Regions from separate parts of the Homo sapiens genome. Here regions 1 and 3 are each linked to region 2. A link is a contact called in ENCODE Hi-C or POLR2A ChIA-PET data. All regions are on one chromosome and are shown on one strand. The core of a region is the stretch at or near the end of the contact, and the rest is flanking DNA. Distances in the headings are between cores, read along the strand shown.

Evidence for each region. A loop is a pair of places that touch in the nucleus more often than their neighbours do. ChIA-PET counts read pairs that join two places held with the same protein, here RNA polymerase II (POLR2A). Pooled maps may share reads with other maps.
Region 1: a map of PC-3 shows a loop between it and region 2 (3-fold over the local background). The contact joins two enhancer-like sites. A Hi-C loop is called at or near these places in 3 of 168 maps with a recorded cell type or tissue (IMR-90, PC-3 and psoas muscle) and 9 of 50 pooled maps. POLR2A ChIA-PET finds 5 or more read pairs at or near these places in 3 of 52 experiments (PC-3, RWPE1 and activated CD4-positive, alpha-beta T cell).
Region 3: POLR2A ChIA-PET joins it to region 2 with 27 read pairs in activated CD4-positive, alpha-beta T cell. The contact joins two enhancer-like sites. A Hi-C loop is called at or near these places in 1 of 168 maps with a recorded cell type or tissue (chondrocyte) and 3 of 50 pooled maps. POLR2A ChIA-PET finds 5 or more read pairs at or near these places in 8 of 52 experiments (AG04450, BJ, GM12878 and 5 more).

The regions. Positions count from the first base shown.
Region 1 is chr20:58,235,205-58,239,683 of GRCh38, forward strand. It overlaps the pseudogene PPP4R1L. Among named protein-coding and RNA genes, the nearest start is that of ANKRD60, 8.8 kb to the left of the region's middle. RefSeq lists a silencer at 1,921-1,970. Within about 2 kb of position 1,992, at least 11 of the 41 ENCODE cell types and tissues checked have a DNase peak (open chromatin) inside an H3K27ac peak, as active enhancers do; they include PC-3, where a contact is called at or near this core.
Region 2 is chr20:58,340,468-58,344,914 of GRCh38, forward strand. RAB22A (RAB22A, member RAS oncogene family) reads left to right here. Exons shown (of 7, transcript NM_020673.3): 3 at 3,251-3,332. Among named protein-coding and RNA genes, the nearest start is that of RAB22A, 33 kb to the left of the region's middle. Within about 2 kb of position 1,969, at least 4 of the 41 ENCODE cell types and tissues checked have a DNase peak (open chromatin) inside an H3K27ac peak, as active enhancers do; they include PC-3, where a contact is called at or near this core.
Region 3 is chr20:58,406,480-58,410,553 of GRCh38, forward strand. All of the region lies in intron 1 of VAPB (VAMP associated protein B and C), which reads left to right. Among named protein-coding and RNA genes, the nearest start is that of VAPB, 19 kb to the left of the region's middle. Within about 2 kb of position 1,677, at least 11 of the 41 ENCODE cell types and tissues checked have a DNase peak (open chromatin) inside an H3K27ac peak, as active enhancers do.

The sequences.
Region 1 (4,479 bases), core at 742-3,241, 110 kb before region 2:
TACCCAGGGTAGATCCCTCCCGGGGTCTTGCTAACCTGACAAATGAAAGCGAAAGCTTGCCTTCCAACCCACTTAGAACAGTGCCGGAACCTTATGATGAGCTCATTGATGAAATTTAACCCCAATGCACTTTCACTGTTGGAATAGAACTTCTGCAGAATTGCCACGACCTGTGAAAAACATCAAAAGAGCACATTTAAAATGCTGCCATCTATTTGAATTACGAATACTACTCTACACGGAAACTAGACATTTTTATGCATCCTTCCACCTTTAAAATGAATTTATAGGCGCAGGAGAAAGTAATTTTTGTCACGGTCATCATTAGAACACAGAGAAAAAAGATGTTTAAATATAGGCAATACACACACACACATAAAACCCTTCATAAAAATGAAACTTCAAAGGAGACTGACATTAGAAAAATACATTCTTAATCTTAAGGTTCCAAATTTTAGAGCATGTCCCCTTGCTTAATAACTAAATCATTACCTTTCAGAACATGTCATTTTTATAAAATTTTAATACCATCAGAGTATCTTAAAATCAATATTGTCAAATGTGATTTTTTTTCATCAGTATTCAGCTGGTGTAAAGCCCACATAAAAAAATAGGATCAGCTTTTCTACAGCAGAGTCTTTGCTCACTAAATATTTTTCTACAAAACCAAGCTGTAAATCAACCTGTATTTTAAAAACACTAACCTATGGCTTAAAGAGTTTCATATATAAAAGGATTACTCCACAATTGCCGTCACTGAAACATATAACAAAAAAAGCTATCCTACAAATTGATAAAACTATAATATAGTTCCTAATTTCAAATTTTAAAAGCTAGTTTCATAGGTTAGCTGACAAAGTAAGCCCAGAAAAATTAAAAGAGTTAAAATGGAAGATACATCAACATTCCTATTTGTAAAAATCACAGAGCAAATGCCCTGATTCCTTACTAGTTTGAAGGAGATCCACCGAACTTCAGAAACTTGATCTGCACACAACTTTAAGGCAATGTGCATTAGGTAATCATAAACATCATTGGGACTATAGAGTTCCAGAATCAGTATCAGCTGTCTGAAATTAAAAGGAAAACAACAACAACAAAAACAACAACAAAAAAAACATTATTTTTGGGCAAAAAAACAAAATTATTGATTTCTTTTTACTGTTATTTCATCTTACAGATAAAAATAGCCAGGCTGGGAAATGAACAGCAAAAGACCCAGCAAGATTTCGGTCTTCAGTAAAATGCCAACAGCAGAAAGCTGAGCAAAATGACCATGCAAAAAAAATGTGAACAAAATTTTAATTCTTCATCTCACACACATACAAATCAAACAAAAAGGAAATAAACTCTGTAAAATAGAGGCTGAGAAATTTATGAATACAGATTTAATATTTCAATTTTAGGTTATCAGTTGAAAAGCACATAAAACTTTAAAAATCAGATAACATAAAAATAGCCAGAATGTTGAAGTTCACAAAGGTCAACAGATCAAGCGAACACTCTGAGATTGCACGACCGCCCCGGCGTTTCTCCGACTGCAAACCGAACCGGATGCTCCTGCTCGCGGCTCTTGGCAGCACGAGGTGGTTTCACTGCAGCGAGGTCCGCTTGGAGAGAACTGGGAGCGCGTGCTCCTTACTCCGAAAGACAAAAGCATGCAGGAGACGGCTGGCTGCGAAAACCCACTACCAAAGCTTTCACTACTTTCTAAATGGGGATGGGGAGAAGGGCATGAAAATAAATGACATTGCTTTCACCCAGGCAACGAAAGGAAATGAAAAAGAGATGGGGAGGAAGTTAGAACCAGAAGCCCGGAGTGCTGGTGAATACTTTCATATCAAAAAGCACCGTTTTCAAAAACATGATACCAATATCATGGGCACCGGAGCACAGAATTCATATCAGTCGCTGTGGCTTCAATAAGCCGGGAGATGGGAGATAGGGCGCGTAGGGGGCTAGATAACGTGGTCGGGCACTGGGGCCGCGCAACCACCCGGGGAAGCCCCGCCGGGCACCGAGCGCGCCTACTTCCCGTGCGCCGCCGCTAGAGGTCGCACTGCTTTCATGGAAAACGTGGGCCTGTTTTTCTCGACTCAGAACAGGATGCTGGGAACATGGTAAAATGACTGAAACCTCAATCTCTCAAATTAAGCAGAATGATTAAAGACCACAGCAAAGAGAAAGGCTTTCGGTTTGCCCCTGGCATCAGCCAAATCATATCCTGAATAGCTGCAAAAGCCTGATGAATTTATTCAGGGAAGACAATTATTTGAGAGATTTCTAGTTGTGGATGAGAAAAATGAAAACTAAAGACACCGAAATGAAAACAAGGTAAAAACTAAAACCCAAACAACAACTGCCACAAACAAATTCCCTCCACACCGTGAAAGGCACATTATATACCTTAGGAAGGGGAGTTATTTAAACTGATGCTTCCACCCTTTCATCATCACTAAAGCCTGGAACATTCCTTTTGCCAGCTCAAGACAGAATTAAATAACTCCTTCAGGCACAAAATGATGTGCAGATAGGAGCCACCTTGGGGAACCTTTTTGTTTCATAATCATCTCATCTGGGTTAGACCCCTTCCTGTCTCCCACAGTAGCTAAAGGGCATTAAGCATGCTGTACCCTACGGAGAGGACCACACTCAGAATGTTCAGGAAAGCTCTGGTAAAAACTGCTCCGATTAATAGGAAAACACTGAAGAGTGGGTGATTCATCTTTTATTTGGTTCAAATAAATTGCCTTCTAGAACAGCAGAACACTCTAATTCGAAAGTGACTCAAGCCCTGTCTTCATCTGAAAATGAATGTCTCCCCGGAGACTGTGGTATTTGTAACTCAGGGTTTTTGGAATTCTGTTTATACCTTAATAAAAACATAATCTCTTTATCTAAAAGAACACTATTGCTGCTGCTTTAGAAATCAATTATATGGTAAGAAAATTAAGATTTATTCCATCTAGTTTGCTTTCTCATATCCCCAAATATGTTTTTACTTACTCTGCTAGTTCATATCGAAACCTCCAATTCCTGCTGTTATCAGTCACTACAAATTCTTGAAGCTGATAAAGATAGTCTCTCCTCTTGTCTTCATGAAGCAACTATTTTTTAAAAATGTATATATAAACAAACATGTATAATCCTTCAAAATGACCCCAAATGCCCCCTTTTATTCCACTTCCAATTATACATTTGTCACTGGCAAGAACTTTTGCATTTCCCCTACACCTCGTCATCTATCACGCAGCGTGGCTGCGAATGAACACTGCTGTACACTGACATCAAATGCATCCCTGAACACCTCCAACCTTTTCCCCTGGCTAGGACATGTGCTTATTATGTATTTCTGAATGCCCCTGAGGTCTTCCTGCTTTAGTAATTTCCTATCTAAAAACAAAAAAACAGACAAACAAAAACCCAGTCTGTGTGTGTTTGGAAGACAGTGTGCCACTGCCGCTTCCCAGGGAGCGAGGCTGCTCGGCACCAGGAGAGGAGAGACTCAGCTGGAGCAGCGCACACCAGAGTCCGTGAAGGGCAGCTCTTGGTCATGTGGATGAGAGTAATTAGTTTCTCTAGGTCATTTTTAAACTCTTATTTTTTATATTCATCGTTCGTTTGGGGGGGAGGGGGGGAAGCCAGAAGGGAAGCAGCAGCGACTTGCAGAAAAAGTGCTTCATGCAGAACAGAGGTTGGACTTCAGCCCAGGCTCTTCCCCTGGGTGACTTCTGGGCAAGTCAGGTCACTACCTGGGGGCCTTGATTTCTTCTTTTGCAAAGAGTGTGCTAGGCTTTGTGTCTACCATCTTCCACAGAATTAAAACTCTAATGGACAGGAAAATGAGGAGAAAAAAGTTTAAAATATTTACCCATCACTGAAAGAACATCCACTTTAAGATTATGGATGGTACATTTCAGCTAAAGAAAGCTAAAAACTGCATTGTTTTTTTCACTGACACCATAGACATCCAGGGCTTCACAAATTTGATTCGGAGAGAGGAGGCTTGTTTTTTGCTTTTAACCCTTCTTCCTACCTTTAGAAAATCATACAGGTGTCTAAGAACTCCTATTCGCACTTCATCCAGATCCTTTAAAAATCCATTGAAGATAGGCACCAGGTCAGCTGCTGTTAACTGATCCCCAAGAATCACAGCCAGCTCGTGAATGGAGAAGGCTAGGGCTCGCCGTACCTTCCACTAGGGGTGCATAGCAGACACACGAATCACGACAAGCAAGTGCAATTCAACCTCTTCCGTATCTTACATGGCATTTTTGGAGCAAAATGAATACTGCCAGGTGTTGGCCACTTAAAGCTTTATTTCATCAGAGACCAGTAAACATGCCAATTTGCATCCACATAAAATTCAGGCCAATAAGCCTTGCTGCAGCTTCCCTTTTCTCCCTAATGAATGACCCACCCTCTTTCTGCACGTGCCTCTGGAAAGGCTTTTACCTGTACATCAGAAGCCAGTGTTTC
Region 2 (4,447 bases), core at 719-3,218:
TTCTCACTTCATGCTTCAGGAAGTGCTTGGCCAAGACACCCTAGATCTGTTGGCATAACAGACAGCCACTTAGCTTGTAGGCTACATGATAAATGTTTTGTTGGAGTTCTAGGATAGCAAGGAGATGGAGAGATGAGGAAGATACCCCTATTACAGAGGAAGAGTTACAGCGAGGCCCCTACACTCAAAGAACTTAAAATTCTCATGGGTAAGTCAGACATTGAACAGGCAAACTTTAAAAAGAAAAAAACATAAATGAACTACTCAGATGTTGTGAAAGCTGCTCTAAAGACAAAGTGCAGTGGTGAGTTGGGTGGGAGGCTGCCTGGTGGGGTAGATGGCACAGGTGTCTATGGTCATTAACATTTAAGCTGAGACCCAAACGATGGGGAGCATCTGGCCAGGGGAGAGCCAGTGGGAAAGCATCCAAGGAAGAGGAGCAGTCAGTGGTCCGTGGGAAGGTGGACACAGGGACAATTGAAAAGATTTGAGACTTGAGACCAGTTTGATGACTGCAGTGGCCAAGGCAGGATGTGCTGGGGTCATGAACCAGGGCAGCATTGACACATGAGCCAAAGAAAAGACATCTCTGACTCAGCAAAAGTCAGAAAAATGGAAGTCACAGCAAGTATGAGTGGAAATTCGTCTGTTCTCTAGTTGAAAGTGTTGACTGGGGAGCTGGTTGAAAGTCTTGGGGCTTATAACCTGTTTTCTCTGAGAAGGCTGAAACAAGCTGTTGTCCTGAAGAGACAGGTAGCTGGAAGTGGTAGAGAACTGGAAAGGAGGAGAGAGAATGTGGGATAATTGCTGTGGAATGGAAGAAGGCCTAAGACGCATGCCCAGCAGACAAAGCGTAGAATCTTCATGGCCGTCCACATAGTTTTGTAATTTTTCCTCCAGCGAAGCCACCACCCAACCATTGGGTAGAGGAAGCAGGTGGAGAGGCTGTTGGGGCTTTTCTGGGTGGTTGAGACAAGACAGGCAAGGAGGCTAGAGAACTGGTGGTGTGGGCAAGTGATGCTGGTGATCAATGGACTGGAAGCCAACAGCAGAGACTTAGACCCAAGAAGGGAGCTTGAGGTACAAGAAAACTTCAGGGTAGACAGGAAGGAGGCGTGGTGAAAGTGATGAAAGGGGAGAGTAGAAGGGTGGTCCAGGGTCAGACAGGGAGTTAGATTTAATCCTTCAGGGCACTTTCATTACATCATAGCTGCCATTTTGTCTTTTATCTGACTCAATAATAAGTCAGTAATAAGTAATGTTTTAATTAAAGGTAAATGCTTGGCAGGTAGGTTAAACTTCATTGAGTCCCAATCCTGTCATAATTATTGTGTATACCTTTCTCAGCTTTTTGTCTACTTGAAATATATTTCTTCTTCCTTTGAGCAGCCAAAATGGAAGTGTTGGATGTGTTGGCTCTGTTGGTAGGCTCCTGTTGGATGCCTGTTGTCACTCATAAATGTAACACCACAACCATAATTGATGGAGAGTTGAGTTGCAAGCTTTTAGGACTAATTGCAAAGTCTAAACTAAAACATTTCCTGGAGCTGCCTTTAAATAATAATAATAATACCTTGTATAGATACAGTGCTTTACAATTTACAGAGCACTTCCACATACATCATCTCATTTAATCTTCACAATAAACAATGCTTTTTGAATGCTTAGATATTTCCTAAGTGAGAAACCATGTTGTACATCCTGATTTAATCATAGTGAGTCACCAAAAGTTCTTGATACAATAACCATTTATGAGTACCTTCTGTGTACAAAGCACTTTACTAAGGATACCAAGGGGTAAATTTTCAGTAAATAAATATCCAATAAGTAGTACCTATCAGTAAATATGATCTTGCCTCCTAATTTACCTTCGCTTCCTAGTCACAGTCACTGTTTTGGAGGCTACTTGCCATGGCATAAATTTATATAAATATTGCCAGGAATTCATTGTATCAGAGTTGAAGTTTTAAAACTAAGGATTCTGATACTTGTCTAAGCTCATGATTCATCAGAAAGTCATCCTGTCTATTCAACTTGCACTTTTCTTGAAGATTATCACTTGAATCTCAAGAAAAATATTTCAAGGCCTCAGCATATCTGAAAATGCCAGCCATTGAGTTCAATGTCCTGATTGGAGTGATTTGGGTACAACTTGGCCAAAAAACAAGAGTACAATTTGGCAAAAAAAAAAAAAAAAAGTATAACTTCGTACTTGGTTCCAGAAGTCTTATTTTTCATTAGAAAAGAAGACACACCCATCTTTGGGCTCTACTGGCCAGACTGGGATGCTTTGAGAAGACTGGGAGACAAAGGACTTCCTGGGAGGCTGCCCTCTGGGTGAGGGGGGAATGGAAGGTAGTATTGGAGCTGGGCCCAATCCCAGGGCAAGAATCCTGAACCTGTGTCCTGGAGTCCCCCAAGTGTCCAGGCGTGTCTTCTGGGCCACCATGGCTCTTCAGAGGATACACAGATTTTGAGGTCTCACTCAAGATTCTCCAAATGTAGAACCCCCAAAATAATAGGAACCCTGCCGTCAGAGTGCCCTGGGCAGAGTAGCTCCCTGAAAGTGAGCGGTGTGACCTGCAAACCATGATTCCTTCTCCCATCCGGGGCTCGATGAGGCCCCAAGGTGTGATGTTGAACTTCAGCTGAGAAACCCGTTTTGTCGATGAAATGCAGGTGGTCGTCAGGGGCACTGATGATGAATCGGGTCCCCTTGGTGCAGCTGTTACTTCTCCAGCCATCTTCCTGCTCCTTGTTCAACACCTTAATGTTATTAATTCGCATGTTAACACTAGCTCTCACTCACCTATTTACATGGGAATGTGGTTTGGGAATTGGGGGAGGACAAAGCCAGATCCTAAAAAGTTTTTTTTTTAACTAGTGTATACATTCCTGGACATAGTTTTTTAGGAATATTTTCCCATGATAACATCTCTTTAAATAACAGGTTTTGTGTTTTACAAGGGAGGCTAATGTCTGTGTTGCCAAACTATCTCTTGATTCTTTTGATAAGGAGCTTAGAACCCTTCCTTCTTGGTGTCGGGCAGATGTGCCTAATGCTTTATTTTGACGGAGGATATGCACTCAGCATCTGAGCATCCCATAAATACTCCAGAGAGGAACACAATTAGGATACAGCGTGGTGCTGGGAGACTGAGCGTTGGTTGAGTCTAAGTGATGTTTCCGACTGGGGCTGGAAACGTGCTTTACATAATTGTATTCTGATCATTTAGGTCTCTCTTTATAGGGCATCTTTTATGACCAAGACTGTCCAGTACCAAAATGAGCTACATAAATTCCTAATCTGGGATACAGCTGGACAAGAACGAGTAAGTCACTCTTTAATTTACTCTGTTTTTCTGAGGCCCAAATGAAAGTTCCAACTAAACTGTCAGCATCCCTGTCATCTCACGTTACTCACTTCTCTTCTGTGCACCGGAGACACATTTATTTCCATTTGCGTAGGCCAGCCTTTGCCTTTGCCTTTTCAATTAGAGCCACAGAGTCCACCGATGGAGAAAGTGATAATGGGCACTGAGGGCATTTTTATACCTTGCAGTGTCTTAAAGTAAATGCTGACCAACAGGCCTGATAAAATCCCACTCAGAGCACTGTGTATAATTTGGGGCTCTCTCCTCTAGTAAAGATATATAAAGCAATTAGTGGTAGAAAGGGTGAGTTAAGCACAACTCATTTATCGCTGCCTTTTAAAAGCTAAAGAGGGAACTTTACAGCATATGAAGGGTGAGATATAAGTGAAAAGGATAAGCTAACACAGTGCCTTGCAATAGATACTTAATAAATGCCTGATGACAAAATTGGCCACAATGGTTATCTGCTTAAGGAAGAGCCTGAACCAGAAGCGGGGCCTGAACATGGCAGCATGGGGTCTAATGGAATTTGGGGAAGCCCACCCAAATCAGAAAGGGCCGGGAAGGCAGGGATGGGGACAAACACATCTGCTTCCTCCCCTTTCCTCTGGGTACTGAGACACATCTGCCTCCTCCCCTTTGCTCTGGGTACTAAGACACATCTGCTGCCTCCCCTTTCCTCTGGGTACTAAGTCCAATTTCCCTTCCAAGGTGTCTCTGGCAGCCACCCCATTATTCAGCTGCCGTTTAATTTTGTTTTCAAACAGTACGATCCAAACAGCACATCTGATAGATGCATGGTGCTATCTTAAGCTCTTAAAAGTGTACCAGAAGTAATCAGGAAAAATAGTCTGTCATCACAGCCTTATCTAAGACACCATAGATAGTGTGTGTAGTATGAAATCTGACAAGAATCATCACAGACAAATGGAGGAAAACAAAACAAGCCATTACTGTTGTCCTAGACATAGACTCCATGCATTTGTACAGGTTTAATGTCTTAAGTTTGCTCTGTTTGGTTTCTTCTGTTTTTAACACTGGATGTTGTGCCTCTGTCCCATTACTCATCTAAG
Region 3 (4,074 bases), core at 427-2,926, 66 kb after region 2:
GGAACCAGAACAGATTACACACTAACTGATAAACCACGTTCTACTGTTTCTCATCGTTCACAGATTGAAAATTCCAGTTGGATCATCAAGGTGCAGAATGCTAAACTTGTTCTTCTCCCCTGTTCTGTATCTGGTGTGAATTGGATGTGTTGATTTTCGTATGGAGGCTTTTTCACATGCTGTCATCTCCACTAAAGATGGAACACTTTGGAGAAGTTTTACTTCTGTTGTTAATGACTTTTTGCACTTGAACTGTTAAAACAACTACAACCATGAGAAATTGGGACCCCATGCTATTTTATCACTCATACCCCTAACTTGAGCATATTATCTGTCTTGACTCATCCTGCTTTGTGTAAAATGTGAATCATGTTTTGTCACTCTTCTATTTAGATAGAATTTTATTTGCAGTAGAATATTGCTTATCTTTTTGTTTATTTTTGTGATTACTGTAATCAGAAATTTTGGTCTTTCAAGTAGAGAATAATTACTAGATGTTCGTTAGTCAATGGGATAAAGAATGCATTGAAAAAATTCAGTTTATTAAATCGTCTAAGATCCTTTTAGAACTGATGTAAAATTCATCTGTGAATAATCTTCTACTGCACGATAATATTAGTGCTGGATATAGATAGAATGTATGAAGCCTCAGCTCTTATATACTCCTTTTAGCCATTTTTCTATTACGAAAAAAAATCTAGTGTATTAAAGGAAAGTAGTGACAGTATTTATCTTTAGATGGTTTCTAGTATTTGAAGTTCATACAGAAGCTTTTGTCAGAATTGTACACATGGGTCTTTGTCTTGAGTTAATGAGACCACTGCAACTTTAAACATGTTTTGAGTGATAACCTTGATTTTTATAAATTATACAAGCATGACTATCAAGGCTGGTTTATCAGTTTTCAACAACTTTACAAGTCTGAACAAGTAGAAAATTATTTCAAAAGAACCTTGTTTGGATCTCACATAAACTACAGGTAGCTTTCTGTATATGAAAAAATTTTTAAGTACAGAAAAATACAGATAATATAAATACCCCAGTATGGAGTAACTAAATGTTAATAATTTGTTAGAAGACTCGTTTTAAATCTTTCTTTAATAAAACAAGTAAAACTTCACTAATAATTTATGGCATGTCTGTACTCCATATCTGCTGATTCATACGCCCTCCTTTTTTTTTTGTTTTTTTTTTAACTCCCCGGAGGAATTTAATGTGAACTATTTCCGTTTTTTTCTAGATCACTTAATGTAGTGTCATGGTGTATGGATGACTTAACATGTTTTTGAGACCTATCAACTGTTGAAATACAGATCTAGTTCATTCTTTTAAAGAGTTGTATAGTATTCCTTCATGAGATTTTAGAATTTTTATTGTAAGTAAGAGAATTCTTTATATATTTTCAATTCTGGCCATTCATCTGTTATATAAACTGCAAATATCTTAGTTTTCCAGGCTGTTCCTTACTAACTTTGTATTTTTTTTCAGGTAGCTTTCCTGAGTTTGATCTTAGGAATTCTTAAAATACAGTAGCATGTCTTCCAGTTTAGTTTTCCCACCCATGGAGGTGGTGGCAGGCTGAGTTTTGTTTCTTTCTGCTCTGAAAGACCTAGGAAACTAGTGAATTGAGTAAGCACCCTGCAAGTCTGGTATAGTCTATTTCAATCAAGTTGGCTTCTGGTGTGCCTTTGATGGCATCATCAGTGAGAGTTCTTGGTGTTGATTTCTCTTGCTGCAATAACAGGTGTGATGTTTCTCAGTAGCTGGCTGGCTCCCGAGGATACCAGGAGAATACTTTATTAATTTAAAACACTGCATTCTAAGAGTTCTTCAGGAAAGTTATGTGTCTATGGGTAGGGTTGTTTTTATGTGGTTATTTCAAAATAAGAGCTATACAATCAGGCTTTCTGCTGGAATATTGGAATATAATGTCTGCCATTTAAACACATTGGTTGCAAAGCTTTAAAGCTTTATTTTTGTTTCTAAAGCATTGATTTAATGTGTGAGCTAACAATTCGATCAAGAAAATAGATTTTTAAGAAAACTTCTCCAGTGTCCTTATTCTTGAGTTCATGGTTATTTAACAGCTCACTCTCTTCGAATATCTGTTAGTATGGTATCTTTCATTTTTTAGGGAGGGGGCAACTTTAAAAAAAAACACCATAGAATAATTATGATGAAAGCATTATTGACACAGTGAGCATTTTTAATACCTTCAACCTGTATATAAGCAGCACAAATTTAGAGTGATTTCAGATCCGGGTTTTGAAGTAGGTGTCTGTTTACAGGAAATGCAGCAGAATCAGAGTACAATGACCTCTGAGGAAGTCTCGTATTCATGCAGCATACATTTTTACTATGTTTGTGGCACTGTTCTAGTTTGGAGGATCTGGTGATGAATAGGACAGACACCCCCCCCCCCCACCCCGCCCCCCACTCCATGTGGAAACAGGAAAGGAACAAACAAAATATGTCCTATGCAGAAGATGAAAAGGGTGTAATGCTGGAACAGGAGCAGCAGTAGTCTCAGTATTTATTCACCCAGAGCCTGGATGTGCTTACAGAGGGTGCATAGAGGAAGAATACAGCCATTGTGTGAAGTAGATGGAAGCATGGCATGGCTATTTGTTCATTCAGCAAATATATTATTGAGCATCTGTTCTATGCCTGCAAGTGCTCTAGGTGCTGATGATCAGTAATGAACAAGAGGGACAAAAAAGTCTGTGTTGATGGAGTTTCCATTCTAGAAGGGGAAGATTTACATAAACAAGAAAAGAAATAATGTGGGGATTGGTGCACTGCAGATGGGTATAGAACGCAGAAAGCAATAGGATACTTTTTAATGTAAATAGACTGTCAAAGGGTAAAATTTAAAAATATTAATAAGATATCCAACAGATTTTGCTTTAGAATGTCCGTGTCCCTCCATTTTAGTGTATTTTTCCCACATAGAGAGTCTACTGTATTGAAACCTCAAGCACACTTTTATTGTCTTAACAAAATCCATCAAAAGTCATAGGCTTCTGGAGACAGATTATTACCTTCCCAGAAGGTAATCTTTTTAGAGTTGAAGTGAAATATGGTAATTTGTTTTTTGGAGAGGCTGTGAAAAGGAGAGATACTGTACCTAATTTGTGTTTGCAAGAGTATAAAATAATATAGCTTTTTTTATGCAGAGTGGAAAAAACTGTTGTGAAGCTAATAACTTTAAACTTGTATCTGGAAAGCTGAGACCTGATAGATTATATATCAAATTGGTATACAACTTATTTGGTAACATATATAGGTTGAGTTTCAAAGTATTGTAGCTACATCAGAAGATAAATAACAAAGGAAGGATATGTATTTGTGAAACCAGAATTTCATGAACTCTAGAAAAGGAAGAGGAGCAATCACTTTGCACAACAAAGAATCTTTATTCATATACACACACACACACACACACACACACACACAATACAGATAGATATTTTCAAAATCTCAATAATATTTAATATTAGAAATGTTAAGGGGGATACTACCGAAAGTGAATTAATATAAAAGACCAAATGCTTTTTCCCCTTCCTTTTTTTAAAAAAAATATAGTTTAGAACAGTTTTAGGTTCACACAAAAACTGAGCAGAAAGTATGCACAGAGTTCTCTTGTAACTCCTACCCCACACATGCATCATAACCCCCTCCACTGCCAACATCCTACACTGAGAGGTACATTGGTTACCATTGGTGAACCTACATTGACATGTCATTGTTAGCCAGAGTCCGTAGTCTGCGTTAGTATTCATTTCTAGTGTTGTACATTCTGTGAGTTTTTACAAATGTATAATGACATGTATCCACCATTATAATATCAGAGTAGTTTCAGTTTTACTGTCCTAAAACTGCTCTATGCTCCTTGTGTTCTTTCCTCCCTTAAATTTTATCAACACCGTATTTATTTATTTATTTATTTATTTTGATAACAGAGTCTTGCTCCATCACACAGGCTGGAGTGCAGTGGAGCGATCTTCGCTCACTGTAACCTTCGCCTCCTGGGTTCAAACTGTTCTCCTGCCTCAGCCCCCCGAGTTGCTGGGA